2 separate regions of the Homo sapiens genome follow, and region 2 is linked to region 1. Evidence: chromatin contacts called from ENCODE Hi-C or POLR2A ChIA-PET data. All regions are on one chromosome and are shown on one strand. Each heading gives the region's core, a stretch centred on a gene start or an enhancer-like site at or near the end of the contact. The rest is flanking DNA. Distances are from core to core; before and after follow the strand shown. Region 1 holds the start of YWHAE (tyrosine 3-monooxygenase/tryptophan 5-monooxygenase activation protein epsilon). Region 2 holds the start of METTL16 (methyltransferase 16, RNA N6-adenosine).

The links. Hi-C counts contacts between places; a loop is a spot of excess contacts on that map. ChIA-PET counts read pairs that join two places held with the same protein, here RNA polymerase II (POLR2A). Pooled maps may share reads with other maps.
Region 2: a loop to region 1 is called in a pooled map, with 5 times the contacts of the local background. The contact joins the promoter of METTL16 here to the promoter of YWHAE in region 1. A Hi-C loop is called at or near these places in 1 of 50 pooled maps. POLR2A ChIA-PET finds 5 or more read pairs at or near these places in 2 of 52 experiments (B cell and activated T-cell).

The regions. Positions count from the first base shown.
Region 1 is chr17:1,398,939-1,402,955 of GRCh38, reverse strand. YWHAE (tyrosine 3-monooxygenase/tryptophan 5-monooxygenase activation protein epsilon) reads left to right here and starts at 2,734. Exons shown (of 6, transcript NM_006761.5): 1 at 2,734-2,909. The coding sequence starts at 2,846. RefSeq lists enhancers at 62-677, 678-1,293, 2,236-2,873, 2,874-3,511, 3,512-4,017.
Region 2 is chr17:2,509,839-2,513,929 of GRCh38, reverse strand. METTL16 (methyltransferase 16, RNA N6-adenosine) reads left to right here and starts at 2,042. Exons shown (of 10, transcript NM_024086.4): 1 at 2,042-2,171. RefSeq lists enhancers at 1,842-1,891, 1,962-2,171.

The DNA.
Region 1 (4,017 bases), core at 1,485-3,984:
CCCTGTGCTCTCTGAAACATGTGCTGTGTCCACTCAGGGTTAAATGGATTAAGGGCGGTGCAAGATGTGCTTTGTTAAACAGATGCTTGAAGGCAGCATGCTCGTTAAGAGTCATCACCACTCCCTAATCTCAAGTACCCAGGGACACAAACACTGCGGAAGGCCTCAGGGTCCTCTGCCTAGGAAAACCAGAGACCCTTGTTCACATGTTTATCTGCTGACCTTCCCTCCACTATTGTCCTATGACCCTGCCAAATCCCCCTCTGCGAGAAACACCCAAGAATGATCAATTTAAAAAAAAAAACAAAAAAAACACAAAAAAAACATTATATTATCGACTATACCTTAAATTATAATAAAATGTTATATATGTAATGGTAAAAAAAAAAAAAAGAGCTGCAATCTGATCAGCTGCTTGTGGCTTCCCTCTATAGTGCTATTCCTATTTATCCTTTCCTTTCTATTTTCATTGCTCCCACGTATTACGTTTGGTTATCCTCCTCTTTAATCATTGCTATGGAATATTTGTTAATATTTCTGAAATATAACTATGATGACATCATCCTCCACGCAAAATCATACAGCTCCCTTGGCCACAAAATAGGATGCAAGATTGGGTGCGTTGGTGCAAGCCTGTAGTTTCCCAACTACTTGGGAGGCCAAGGTGGGATTGCTTGAACTCAGTTTAAGGCCAGTCTGTGCAACGTGGCAAGATCCCTCCCTCTCCCCACTTTATTTTTTGAGACAGGGTCTCGCTCTGTTACCCAGGCTGGAGTCCACTGGTGCAATCACAGTTCACTGCAGCCTCAACCTCCTGGACTCAGGAGATCCTCCTGCTTCAGCCTCTGAAACTGCTAAGATATGGCTCAGGCCTGTCATCCCAGCACTTTGGGAGGCCGAGGTGGGCAGATCACGAGGTCAGGAGATCGAGGCCACCCTGGCTAACATGGTGAAACCCCGTCTCTATTAAAAATACAAAAAATTGGCCGGGTGTGGTGGCATGTGCCCGTAGTCTCAGCTACTTGGGAGGCTGAAGCAGGAGAATTGCTTCAACCCGGGAGGTGGAGGTTGCAGTGAGCCGAGATCACGACACTGCACTCCAGCCTGGGCAACAGAGCGAGATGCCGACTCAAATAAAAAAAAAAAAAAACGTTTTTATAGACATGGAGTCTCGCTATGTTGCCCAGGCTGGGCTCAAGTCATCCTTCCGCATGGGCCTCCCAAGCGCCAGAAGCTGAAGCAATGTTCACTGAGTTATTCCTGCCTCCACAATCTTTATTTGATCTTGGTCCAACTCTTCTGTACCATGTACTCCACACCACCCTCATCTAACAAATTCCCTGCTCCTATTCATAGTGGGCCTAGGGAGGGAAAAAGGTTAAACAGGAGAAGACAAAGATCAGTGTGAGGGGAAAGTTGAGGCGTGAAAACTGGAGCTCCCCTGTCCCTGACAACTGTAACAGGGCCCAGTTCGTTTTTTTTCTTTTTCTTTGTTTTGAGACAGAGTTGTGCTCTTGTTGCCCAGGCTGGAGTGCAATGGTGTGCTCTCGGTTCACTGCACCCTCCCACTCCCGGGTTCAAGCGATTCTCCTGCCTCAGCCTCTGGAGTAGCTGGGATTACAGGCATGCACCACCACGCCCAGCTAATTTTTGTATATATATATAATTTTTCTTTTGAAACACAGTCTCACACTGTCGCCTGGGCTGGAGTGCAATGGGAGGATCTCGGCTCACTGTAACCTCCGCCTCCCGGGTTCAAGAGATTCTCCTGCCTCAGCCTCCTGAGTAGCTGGGATGACAGGCATGCACCACCATGCCAAGCTAATTTTTTGTATTTTTAGTAGAGACGGGGTTTCACTATATTGGCCAGGCTGGTCTCGAACTCCTGACCTTGTGATCCTCCCGCCTTGGCCTCCCAAAGTGCTGGGATGACAGGCATGAGCCGCCGCGCCCGGCCAGGGCCCGGTTCGTTACCCTGAGTCTAAAAGTGTCTGAAAAAGGCCCATGACCAGGCTTGGCCGAGAAAACTAGGACGTGGGCTGGGCGCGGTGGCTCACCCCTGGAATCCCAGCGCTTTGGGAGGCCGAGGGGGGGCGGATCATCTGAGGTCGGGAGTTCGAGACCAGCCTGGCCAACATGGTGAAACCCCATCTCTATTAAAAATACAAAAGCTGGGGGTGGTGGCGGGGGCCTGAAATCCCAGCTACTCGAGAGGCTGAGGCAGCAGAATCACTTGAACCCGGGAAGGCGGACGTTGTGGTAACCCGAGATCGCACCACTGCACTCCAGCCTGGGGAACAAGAGGGAAACTCCGTCTCAAAAAGAAAAAAGAAAAAAGAAAAAAGAAAAGAAAACCAGGGCGCGGTAGTGACAGCCTCAGATTTCGGGAAAGAAGACCTGCCATGACAGAAACCGTTACAGCCTCCGTCGTTCTTTTCCGCAGGTCGGGCCTCGGGCCCCGGTCTGACCCAGGTCTCTCGCTGGCTTTTTTCAGGAGCAGTCCCGGCCGGCCCCGCCTCAGCCCTTCTCGTTCCCCGGGGGCCGCTCCCTTTCGGCAGTCGCAGTTCCCGCCTCTGGGCTCCGGCGCCCGCTGAGCCGACAGAGGAGAGGCGTCTCGTGCGCTCGTTCCAGCCGCTTCGGGCGCCGAGTTCCAGGACCCGCCCCCCGCGCCAGTTGCCAGGGAGCGGTTGCCATAGAGCTGAGCAGTTGTCCGCGTGCGCAGGCGGAAGTCCCGGATTGAGGCGCCGCCATTTTTGCTGCCCGGACGCGGAGCGAGAGGCTGAGAGAGTCGGAGACACTATCCGCTTCCATCCGTCGCGCAGACCCTGCCGGAGCCGCTGCCGCTATGGATGATCGAGAGGATCTGGTGTACCAGGCGAAGCTGGCCGAGCAGGCTGAGCGATACGACGGTGAGTTGGGGGGGCAACGGGGGGCTGGAATTCTCGGACCCTCTGCCGCCGCCCACAGAGGCCGGGAACAGGAGACAAAATGGCGGCATCGTCTGCGAGCCTGGCCCGGGGGCTTGGGTTCGGGAAGCAGGAAATGGCCTGGGAGCTCCCGGGGCGATGGGAGGCTCTATGCCCTGGAATGTGACCCCTTCGCCGTCCTTAACTGCAAACAACTCGCGGGCCGGGAGGCCGGGGCGACGGGGTGGAGGAGTTGGTTGTAAAATGGCGGCTGGGGGGAGGGCGAGTCCCGGGGCGGGGGAGGGGGAGGAGATGGCGGGTGCTGTCTCCGAACGAGCCACCCTCATGGGAGCTTCTGGGACGGCCTTGGGATGTGGAGAACAATTGGGTGGGGTGACGGGGGAAGCAGCACCCGCCACATGGGAGAGAGCGAAGACCGGGAGCTGTAGCGCGGGCGCCTTTCAGGGAAATATGGCGGGTGGGGGCGGTGGCTTTTCCCCGGAGGCCCCGTGTGGGGCGGCGGCCGTGGAGTCTCACAAAGGAGGACCTTTGAGAGCGATGGGCTTCCTCAGGCCTGAGGTGGGGGACAGTCGTGGATGATGGTGGGGGGAGAGGGGTGAGTGGGAATCACTGCAGTTCGTCTTCGGGCGGTGGCAGGCTCCCATGCTGCGATCGGGTTTCTTTCCCGTAGGCCGGCACCTCGTAGTGAGGGGTTTCGGGGCTTTTCCTCCTCGTCGTCTTCTGGGGAGGCCCAGAAAATCCTCACTCCCTCCCTTTCCTCAGACTTAAAACAGGAGATCTCGAAGTTCCTGTAACCTTTCTCTGGCTCCATCACCCGTGGGTTCTGATGGATAGAACCAGGAGGCCACGACTCTGAGAGTTCGAGCCTTTGTAGAGCCCGAGCCTCCGTCCCCCCGTTTGTAAAAACGATGACTTTACAGTTTGTGCGCACCGTGATGACAAATGGGAAGACCTGTTGAAATAAAGTTATTTCCAATAGTGTTCAGTAACTGTATTTTGGTTGACTCTGCAGGCTCGGAATGCTGGTCTGTACTTCGTGGGGGATCTTAACCTATTCCAGGCGCTCGGCTGAGGCTGGGTTTTTTGAGTT
Region 2 (4,091 bases), core at 793-3,292, 1.1 Mb before region 1:
ATATACTAGACATTCTGCTGTTTTATATGCATTATCTGATTTAATTCTCACAACCCCATGAGATTATTATCCTATTTTGTAATATTGAGCAAACTAAGCCTTCAAGTGTTTAAGCAAATTGCCCATACTCACAGGGTTAGTAAATGGTGGGGGCAGGATTAAAGGCCAGGTTTCCCAGCTGCAGTGCTACTAGGGTCTCTCTGGCCCGACCTACAGGTAAACTGGGTTGCTCTTTGGAGCTAACAGAAAGTTACCAATATCTTAAATACAATCACTTCAACCCCACCAGTCCTATCTCCGAGGCCATCTTTTCTTTTACCTTTCCAGCAGCATGCACTAAATAAAATGCCATAACTAGTATCAAAGCCACTACCAACCAAAGATGGAAAACTTTCTGTGGTAATATGTTACATTGGTTGCTGAAATGAACCATGCCTTCCAGTATTGGAAGGGACCCTGGCATAGTCCCCTCCCCTTGAATTGGGGCTAGCCCTTCTACTTGCTTTAACCAAGAATATAGCCAAGGTGCTAGTTCTGCACCTACGCTTTAAGAAGGCCTGGCAGCTTCCACTTTTGCCCTTTTGGGAGCCCCGAGCCAACATGTAAGAAGTATTCTGGCGGGGCACGATGGCTCATGCCTGTAATCTCAGTACTTTGGGAGGCCGAGGCGGGTGGATCATCTGAGGTCAGGAGTTTGAGACCAGCCTGGCCAACAGGATGAAACCCCGTCTCTACTAAAAATACAAAAAATTAGCTGGGCATGGTGGCGGGCGCCTGTAATCTCAGCTACTCAGCTACTTGGGAGGCTGAGGCAAGAAAATCGCTTGAACCCAGGAGGCAGAGGTTGCATGCAGTGAGCCGAGATGGCGCCATTGCACTCCAGCCTGGGCAATAAGAAACTCCATCTCGGGGGAAAAAAAAAATGTCATCCTACTCTGCTAGACAAATTACATGGAAAGGCCACGTGGACAGGGAGAGAACTTGGACTACAGGGAGAGAGACCCAGTTCTTTCAGCGGAACCAGCCCCCACTTGTTGCTATGACCACTGGCAAGACCAGCAGAACGGGTGGGCTAATCCCAGCCCAGATTGCAGAACTGTGAGCAAGTAAAATGGTGGTTGTTTTAAGTCTTACGTTTTGGGGCGGTTTGTTACACAACAGATTATGAAAACACCTCCTCAGCTTTCCTTGGGTGACTACTGGTACTCACTTGTGTATAAGTCTCCATTCCTTAATCCTTACTATCTCCCAATTTTATGGTAATAGTTTGCCAGAAGCGTTCACATTAACGACGAGGACGTAGGCAGGCCCCCCCTTTTTTTTTTTTTTTTGAGACAGAGTCTTGCTCTTTCGCTCAGGCTGGAGTGCAGTGGTGCGATCTTGGCTCACTGCAACCTCCGCTTCCCGGATTCAAGCGATTCTCCTGCCTCAGCCTCCCGAGTAGCTGGGATTACAGGCGCCCGCCACCACGCCCGGCTAATTTTTGTATTTTTAGTAGAGACGGGGTTTCACCATGTTGTCCAGGCTGGTCTTGAACTCCTGACCTCAGGTGATCTGCCCGCCTCAGCCTCCCAAAGTGCTGGGATTACAAGCGTGAGCCGCCGCGTCCGGCCGGATCCTCAGTTCTTTCGCTGTAAACGAGAGTACTCTTCCCCAACCCACAGGCTTATATCTCTTACAATTCAGTGAGTGAGACATCGGCTGAGGACACACCTGTTGCACAAAAAGGGCTCACTGCACGCCATCACACCCAAGTCTCGTACCCTCATCTTCATAACCTGCCCAATCCCAGTGAGTGTGAGAGGTAAGTCTGCAGCAGGGCCCGGAAAACTTGTTTCTTTTTCTTTTAAATAAGTTTTCTCGCGAATTCGAACGCATGTCCTCCTCCTGCCATACCTCAAAGGACTCCGCTCGTCACCACGCCCCCGCGCCTTCTGTTAGGAGCAGCAAACCCCAGGTGTCGCGAGGGTTTCTTCTTTCTTCAAGATCAGCCACAGGTCGCGCGAGAGGGATGTGTCCAATCACGAGGCTAGATGGCTTCACAAGATGGCGGCGCGCTGGGAGCGTATCATCTGCGTTTCTAGGAGCTTCGCTATGCGGCTGCTTTAAGATTCTAGGGTTGTACAGGCCCACGCCAGACACGACGTCTGGCAGGAACCTCGGCCTCAGAGGTGGGTCACTTATATCTCTCACGCAGATTTACTATCATGGGTCACTTAACCCGTGGATCACACGGGTTCCTCATTCTTGAGTTTTGGGCTAGTGAGGTGCCGACTTCGGGGTCTAGGAGGGGAGACCTGATGTGGCTGTGTGTGCGCACGCGGGGGTGTTGAGAGTGGATGAGTGGGAGGAGTTGGCGAATAGAATAGAGACTAGGACTGAAGTAGGAAAGACTCCCCGGTGTTTAGGAGGTTTAGAGAGATCCAAAACTGAGGCGGGAAGACAAACTGAGCTGATAAAATGAGGGCATGGAAAGAACGGCAGTGGCAGGACTAGTGGGAAACGTCGGATTTATGAGAGAAGGCGAAGAGAGAAGATGTAGATTGGTGTGGAAGTGGGAGGGATCTGTGCAGAAAGAATTTGAAGTTCTGAAATTGGAATTTAGACTGTTTTACAGGCTGTGTATCAAGAGAGTGGTAGTTGAAGAGGGTTAATGGTCAAGAGGAACCAAGGAAACAGAAGCATGGAGATGAGAAAGAAAAAAAAAAAAAGGGAAAGCCTCATTCTCAGGGTTCTACTATTAACTGTGGCTTTCTGGACTGACTCAAGTAACCGGGAAGAAAAGTTCCAGTCCATGGGCTGAGCTTTTTTTGAAACTCAGTGAGGGTGCTTTGTGTCGGTGGTCCAGACAGGGAAGAGTTCTATCGTGGTTTCAATCAACAAATACTTGAGTGCCTACTCTCTTAGGCCCTATTTTAGGCGTTGGGATATGCGGTGAACAAGACAGACAAAATATTTACCCTCTTGAAACTTACTGACGGGAGATTTTTTAAAGTAAGTAAAATATATGGAATGCCAGATGGGTAAATTCTGTGTAGAAAATTGAAGCTAGAGCCTGGGTAGCAAAGCCAGACTCCCTTTCTACAAAAAATGAAGTAAATTAACCAGGTGCAGTGCTCTGTACCTGTAGTCCCAGCTGCTTGGGAGGCTCAGGCGGGAGGATTGCTTGATCTCAGGAGTTGGAGGCTGCAGGGAGCTATGATTCCATCATTGCACTCTGGGCAACAGAATGGAAGACCTTGTCTCAACAAGAAGAAAAAAAAAAGAATTGATGCCCAGTTAAACTCTGAAGAATAGGTTATATTTAGCTAAGAACTCATTGCCTATATTGGGAGGTTAGTTAGAAAAGAAGTGGTTGTATTTACTCATTCTGTATCTGTTCTGACCAGAAAAGTTGAATAATGTAGGAAATGAATCGAATCTGCCATGTCTGTAATTTAATTTGTTTCACATATATTCAGAGTATTATGTTGTGTGTGCACTGATGTCAGCTATGTAGTCTGTAGAATTTTCCTTAATGTGTGGCAGAGCCCTAACATGCCACTGTCTCTTGAAGTCACTGTTAGGATATGGTGACTAAAGTCAGCAACAATGTATATTTCAAAATAGCTAGGAGAGGGCTTGAAATGTTACCAATACATAGATATAAAAAATACTCAAAGTGGTGAATACCCCATATACTCTGACTTGATCAGCACACATTCTATGCGTGGAACAAATACCGCATAAATGTCACATGTCCCCCATAAATTGGGAAAATATTTTCCATCAGTTTAAAGAAATTACTCTTAGTTTACTTTTTTTTGTTGCTTGCCAGAATCACAAGAAAGAACATTTTCTTTTTCTTTTTTTTTTTTGAGACAGTTTCACTGTCACCAAGGCTGGAGTGCAGTAGCACGATCTTGGCTCACTGCAACCTCCACCTCCTGGGTTCAAGTGATTCTCCTGCCTCAGCCTCCCGAGTAGCTGGGATTACAGGCACCCACCACCACGCCCAGCTAATTTTTTTTTTTTTTTTGAGACGGAGTGTTGCTCTGTCACCAGGCTGGAGTGCAGTGGCGTGATCTTGGCTCACTGCAACTTCGGCCTCC